2 separate regions of the Homo sapiens genome follow, and region 1 is linked to region 2. The links are chromatin contacts, found by Hi-C or POLR2A ChIA-PET in ENCODE. All regions are on one chromosome and are shown on one strand. The core of a region is the stretch at or near the end of the contact, and the rest is flanking DNA. Distances in the headings are between cores, read along the strand shown. Region 1 overlaps MYLK2 (myosin light chain kinase 2). Region 2 holds the start of HM13-AS1 (HM13 antisense RNA 1).

What was found. Hi-C counts contacts between places; a loop is a spot of excess contacts on that map. ChIA-PET counts read pairs that join two places held with the same protein, here RNA polymerase II (POLR2A). Pooled maps may share reads with other maps.
Region 1: a loop to region 2 is called in a pooled map, with 2.4 times the contacts of the local background. The contact joins the enhancer-like site here to the promoter of HM13-AS1 in region 2. A Hi-C loop is called at or near these places in 4 of 168 maps with a recorded cell type or tissue (K562, PC-9, ascending aorta and 1 more) and 8 of 50 pooled maps. POLR2A ChIA-PET finds 5 or more read pairs at or near these places in 3 of 52 experiments (HepG2, PC-9 and activated CD4-positive, alpha-beta T cell).

Annotation. Positions count from the first base shown.
Region 1 is chr20:31,821,584-31,824,283 of GRCh38, reverse strand. It overlaps MYLK2 (myosin light chain kinase 2), which reads right to left. Exons shown (of 13, transcript NM_033118.4): 4 at 2,547-2,700; 5 at 702-807; 6 at 1-25. Among named protein-coding and RNA genes, the nearest start is that of MYLK2, 3.6 kb to the right of the region's middle. RefSeq lists enhancers at 1-518, 519-1,046, 1,514-1,573 and a silencer at 1,164-1,213. Within about 2 kb of position 1,393, at least 8 of the 41 ENCODE cell types and tissues checked have a DNase peak (open chromatin) inside an H3K27ac peak, as active enhancers do; they include ascending aorta, where a contact is called at or near this core.
Region 2 is chr20:31,571,882-31,574,581 of GRCh38, reverse strand. It overlaps HM13-AS1 (HM13 antisense RNA 1), which reads left to right and starts at 1,319. Exons shown (of 3, transcript NR_046853.2): 1 at 1,319-1,440; 2 at 1,659-1,783. It overlaps LOC107985416 (a long non-coding RNA gene), which reads right to left and starts at 1,572. Exons shown (of 3, transcript XR_005647051.2): 1 at 1,144-1,572. RefSeq lists a silencer at 1,040-1,619 and an enhancer at 1,421-1,962.

The DNA of each region.
Region 1 (2,700 bases), core at 144-2,643, 250 kb before region 2:
GGTACAGACTGCCCCAAACTTGCCACTGGAAAGAGAAGAGGCTGTAAGTGAGGGGACCCCAGAGCCCACCGGGGTCAGTGGCATCCTTTGCTCTGATCCTAACTTGGTCCCAGACCCAGTGGTGCCTCTGGATCCCCTTTGGTGAGATGGGAGCACTCACCCCAGCCAGCCCTGACTCCCTCCTGAAGCTGTGAGCTGTTCTGCCAGGACAATGGCTGAAGCAGGTTCTTTGAACCACACAGACCACGTGCACAGGAAGAGCAGGCGTGTAGGGAGGATGGCCCTGGGATGCGACCCTTAGAGGTTTAGGGCAGGCAGGCCCTGGGCCCTGGGGGAGGGCACCTTCAGGCAGAGGGAGGATCTGCAGAGGTATAAGACTGAGTCAGGGCTTTTTACAAAGCAGGAATCACCATGAGGGGGTCAGTGTGGTGCCTGGAGCTGAGACAGACAGAAAAATGCTGTGTATTTCCTACGGAAGCACTGAATGGCTGACGGTGCGTCTGAGTAAGTGACAGCAACACTGAGTGCACATCAGCATGTGACAGCTGCACACAGTGTGTGTCCCACACAGAGGTGAACATGTCCATGTGGCCATGTCTCAGCGGGGTGTGTGTCTGGGCCTTGCACAGGGGAAATGTGAAGCCACAGGAGCCCGGTGTACTCTCTGTCCATGAGTGCCCAGCTGGGGTCCCAGATCTCACCCTCCGAGCGCCTCCTTGGAGTTCATACTGAATTCACTGCTGACATTCCCGGTCCTCAGCTCCACCATGCGGTGAGGGAAGGGGGCCGGAGGTGGCGGGCAATCATCTGGGGGACAGAGCACAGCCCTCATGGTCAGTGCCAGGGGCTGCTGAGGATTCCCCTTGGCACCACCCCTCCTGCTGGCCTGGGCCCCATCTAGGGAAGTTAAGTTCACCAAGTGATACCTGGGGGACACCTGGCTCCAGGATAGGGGCTATGGGGCCCAGTTTCCAATATCAGTTCTGCCACCAACACAACACTCCTATCAGGGAGGACCAGCTTCTCCTGGCAGAACAAACGGGATGGGAGCTTGGACTTTTTGGACCCTCTGCATTATAAGACACAAGGACTCCATCCCAAGCTATCTGCATTTCCACCAAAAACAATCAAACACAGCAGCTATAAAGCGGAATGCCAGGCAGTGGGGTTGCTATGTCTGAATAATGGGGTAGGTGGTGGGACCTGCCCACCCTCCATCCTAATAACACCGCAATCTGGCCAGACCACCCATGGCGGGGCGGGACCGGGGACCGTGCTGTTTGGTGGGGAGAGGGCGCCACCTAGCGGCAAGTGTGGGGAACCGCTCGCCCTGAAGGCTGGCAGGCCGGCAGGCGGTCATCAGGAATGGAAACCTCTTTATAAATAGCAAGAGGCGGCAGGGAAGCCGGGCTGGTGATAAATCAAACGGCCTTTGGAGGTGGTTCAGATCCTGTCACTCTAGGATGCGATTTCGGGGCGGGGCGGAGGTCTCTGCGGCTGCTAGGGGCGGAGGCAGGGCTCCTGGCTGCCGCCCAGCCGCCAGGTCCTCCCACCCTGTCTGGGTGGCACGGTGCCGCTCACCAGGCAGGCTGGCGGGTCTCCCAGGGCACTTCAGCCTGGAGGCAGGGGGGTGTCAGGACACTCTGGGTTCTCCTGACCCCATCTCACCCCACCCCCAGCCCTGCCGCACCCCTGCCCAGGCCCTTTCCCTATTCACCTGCTGGCCAAGCTCACTCACACTCAGTGCTCTCTGCAGCCCATGAACAAGCCACGGGCTGCTTGTCTAATCATCAATGAAGGCCACTCCACAGTCCTGCCCCATTGCACATGCCCAGCTTCCTTGGTCACTGCTCCCACACACAGGCACCTGTGCTCCTCAGCGCATGAGCCCTCTATAGCTCCCACGACCCCACCCCACTATACAGTTTAGCTACTAAGCCTGGCATTTGAGCCCTTCTACAGATTGACTCCAAATTCCATTGCCCAGGGAGTTTGTGTTGCTCCAATAATCTGCCTGATTTTTCTTTTTTTTAACTTCATTTTAGTCAAAGTAGAAAAAACTCAAAAGTGGGTTCTGGAGTCTGGGTGGCCTGACAGGTTCAAATCCTGTCTTCACTGGATATGTTTGGGCACTTCATTTTCCTTTTTCTGAGCCTTCCTTTCCCCATCTATCAAAAGGGAATACTAAATTTAAAAATAAAAATACATCTTAAAAAATAAGATTGAAGAAAGCCAGGTATGGTTGTACACGCCTGTAGTCCCAGCTACTCGGGAGGCCAAGGTGGGAGGATCACTTGAGGCTGGGAGTTTGAAGCCAGCCTGGGCAACGTAGCAAGACCCTATCTTTTAAAACAAATAAACAAATGAATAAACATACGTTAAAAAAGGAATACTTTCTGGAGTTGTGTGACCCTTAGATGAATGGGCCTGGGTAAGGCTTGGCTCAGGGCAGTTCAGACCTCCGAATAGGTAGACTTGGGACTGACAGCCCCCTTCCCTCCCCCTGGCCCCAGGGCAGCCCCAGCCCCCACCTGCCCCTGGCCTACCCAAAATCTGGAAGCAGTCCTCCTCCCTGGCTGTGAGACAGAGGGCCTGCCCCACCTCGGATTTCTCTGAGGGAACAGCCTGGAACTCAATCCCCCTCGAGGTGTCCCCTTGCATCTTAGCCTGGCCAGCCTGGCCTGGGGTTTTCTCTCCCAC
Region 2 (2,700 bases), core at 70-2,569:
CGAGACTATGTCTCAAAAAAATAAATAAATAAAATAAAAAAAAAATGCAAAGTGAGCAGGGTGTGGTAGCACGCACCTGTAGTCCTAACTACTCAGGAGGCTGAAGTGGGAGGATGGCTTGAGTGCAGGAGTTCAAGGTTACAGTGAGCTATGACTGCCACACTGCACTCCAGCCTGGACTACAGTGAGAGCCTGTCTCAAAAACCAACAAGCAAAATACCCACCCACACACAGCTTAGTTTACATATATAGCAAAAATCTTCTTCCAAGCCACCTAACTCCTTTGTATATTCCTTGCCCTCAAATTTACTCAAAATAGTATCTCCCTTTTTTTAATATTTTGGAGACTCTTCCATAAATATCTATTGAGAACACACTATGTGTGATTTCCATGTATTTATTTATTTTACTTAATCCTCACAGCCATTATGTAGACGAGGAAAGTGAAGCTCAGAGATGGGAAGTCACTTGCCTGAAGCCGCAGGTTGGTAAACATTAGACTCTAGGTAATTTGATAATTTGTGTCCATTTATGAAGTGCCTGCTGTAGCCAGGCCCTCAGGATTGTCCCAAACCTTTATAGTCACTCTTACAACAAATACTGAGTGCCTTCATGTTTCAGGCAATGGGCCAAGTGTTGGGGCTACGGTGGAGAGGAAAACAAAGGCTTAGCCCATGGTTGAGGGAGGTTCAATTGTTCACCCCATTTTTCAGGTAAGAAAACCAAGGAAGAGAAGGGAAAGAAAGTGTCCTGAGATCACACGGTCACACGAAAATAGCTGAGGCACGGCGCGGTGGCTCACGCCTCTAATCCCAGCACTTTGGGAGGCCGAGGTGGGAAGATTGCTTGAGCCTGAGTTCGAGACCAGCCTGAGCAAGAGTGAGAACCGCCGTTTCAACTAGGGGAAAAAAAAAAAAGCCAGGCGTGGTGGGACACACCTATATTCCCACCTGAGGTGGGAGGATCGCTTGAGCCCAGGAGGTCGAGGTTGCAGTGGGCCGTGATCGCGCCACTGCACTTCAGCCTGGGCGACAGAGTGAAACCCTGCTGCACAAATAAAAGAGAAAAGGGAAAAAGAGCGGAGACAGGCAGCCCCGCTTTACAGGTAGGGAAAGTGAGGCACAGAGAAGTAAAACGACCTACCCAAGGAAACCCATCTAGTAAAGGCAGGGACCGGGATCGCAGGCTCTTGGAGCTCACCAGTCCCCGCCGGGCGGTGCTTGGCCCCTCCTTCCCCTCCGGCGGGCGTGGCCCGGCCGGGCCCGCCCCCTCCCCTGCGCGCGTTCCTGGCAGCCCGGCCGGCGTTTCCTGCCTGCGTCGCTGAGCTGGCGGGCGGGCAGCCCATCTGGCGGCCCCCGCGGGGCGGCGCGGGGAGGCGGCCCAGACTTGCTGGAGCCAGGCGCCGGCCCGGGGGCCCCCCTGCCCGCCTGGAGAACCCAGGTGTGGCCGCGGCGGGGGTGGGGGGTGGTGCTTTCCTTCCCGCTCGCTCGGCCCTTCCTGACGCACCAGGGCAGGATGCAGCCTCCTCCCGTCCTCTCCTCGGCCTCCGCCTCCCGCGCCCTGGCCCGGAATGCTGGAGGGAATCCAAACGCAGGGCGGGGAGGCAGGGGCAGGCCCCTGAGGCCCCGCCCCTGATAGCCATTTGATACCACCGCTAGTCTTGCCCGTGTTTGGGGTGACTCAGCTTCCCTGCTTGTGCAAGAACAGCTGAACTCTGACCTCCTGAATGGCCGACTCTTGCCTTGCTCCTCAGGGACCCCAGACACGATCGTAGGAACCGGAGGTACTACTGCCCTAAGCCATAGCGCTTGACATTATCCATTTATTCAGCAGTTTCAAGTCGCGGCAAGCGGCGTTTGACCACTTCTGTTCCCTGCCCAGTGCTTAACTGGTACCTGGTGCCGGCCTGATGGAGGCTCTGAAGGCTTTCCCTCAGAAAGCTGGACCCGCCCTGGGAAGCAGGTCCTAACCCCCCTTCACAGTCGAGCACAAGACCGCTTCATTCACACTGCAGGAGCCAGCCCTGCTGTCAGACTGACGGTGCCAAACCCCCTTCTCCAATGCTGCCCCCAAAAGGAACCAGGGATCCATTATCCTGATCATGTCAAACGGCACCACGGTGAATACGAGTCTTGGAAGCCAGACACTCTGGGTTCACATGCCCCCTGGGCCCGCCCTTACGGTCTCTGCCTCAGTTTCCCCATCGTAAGAATGATGTAGGTACCTCAAAGTGTTGTTACAACGATTAAGTAAATCTTAAGATACATTTGAAACTTGAACACGGGTTTCAATTGTGCAGGTGCACTTAAACGTGGACTTTTTTTCTACCTCTGCCACCCCTGAGACACCAAGACCAACCCCCTCCTCTTCCTCAACACAGAGACCAGGATGAAGATCTTTATTTATGATGATCCACTTTCACTGAATAATTTTTTTTTTTTTGAGACGGAGTCTCACTCTGTCCCCCAGGCTGGAGTGCGGTGGTGCAATCTTGGCTCACTGCAACCTCCGCCTCTTGGGTTCAAGTGATTCTCCCACCTCAGCCTCCTGAGTAGCTGGGACTACAGTCGCCTGCCACCATGCCAGGCTAATTTTTGTATTTTTAGTAGAGTCGGGGTTTCACCATATTGGCCAGGCTGGTCTCGAACTCCTGACTTTGTGATCCGCCTGCCTCTCTCGGCTTACTGCAAGCTCTGCCTC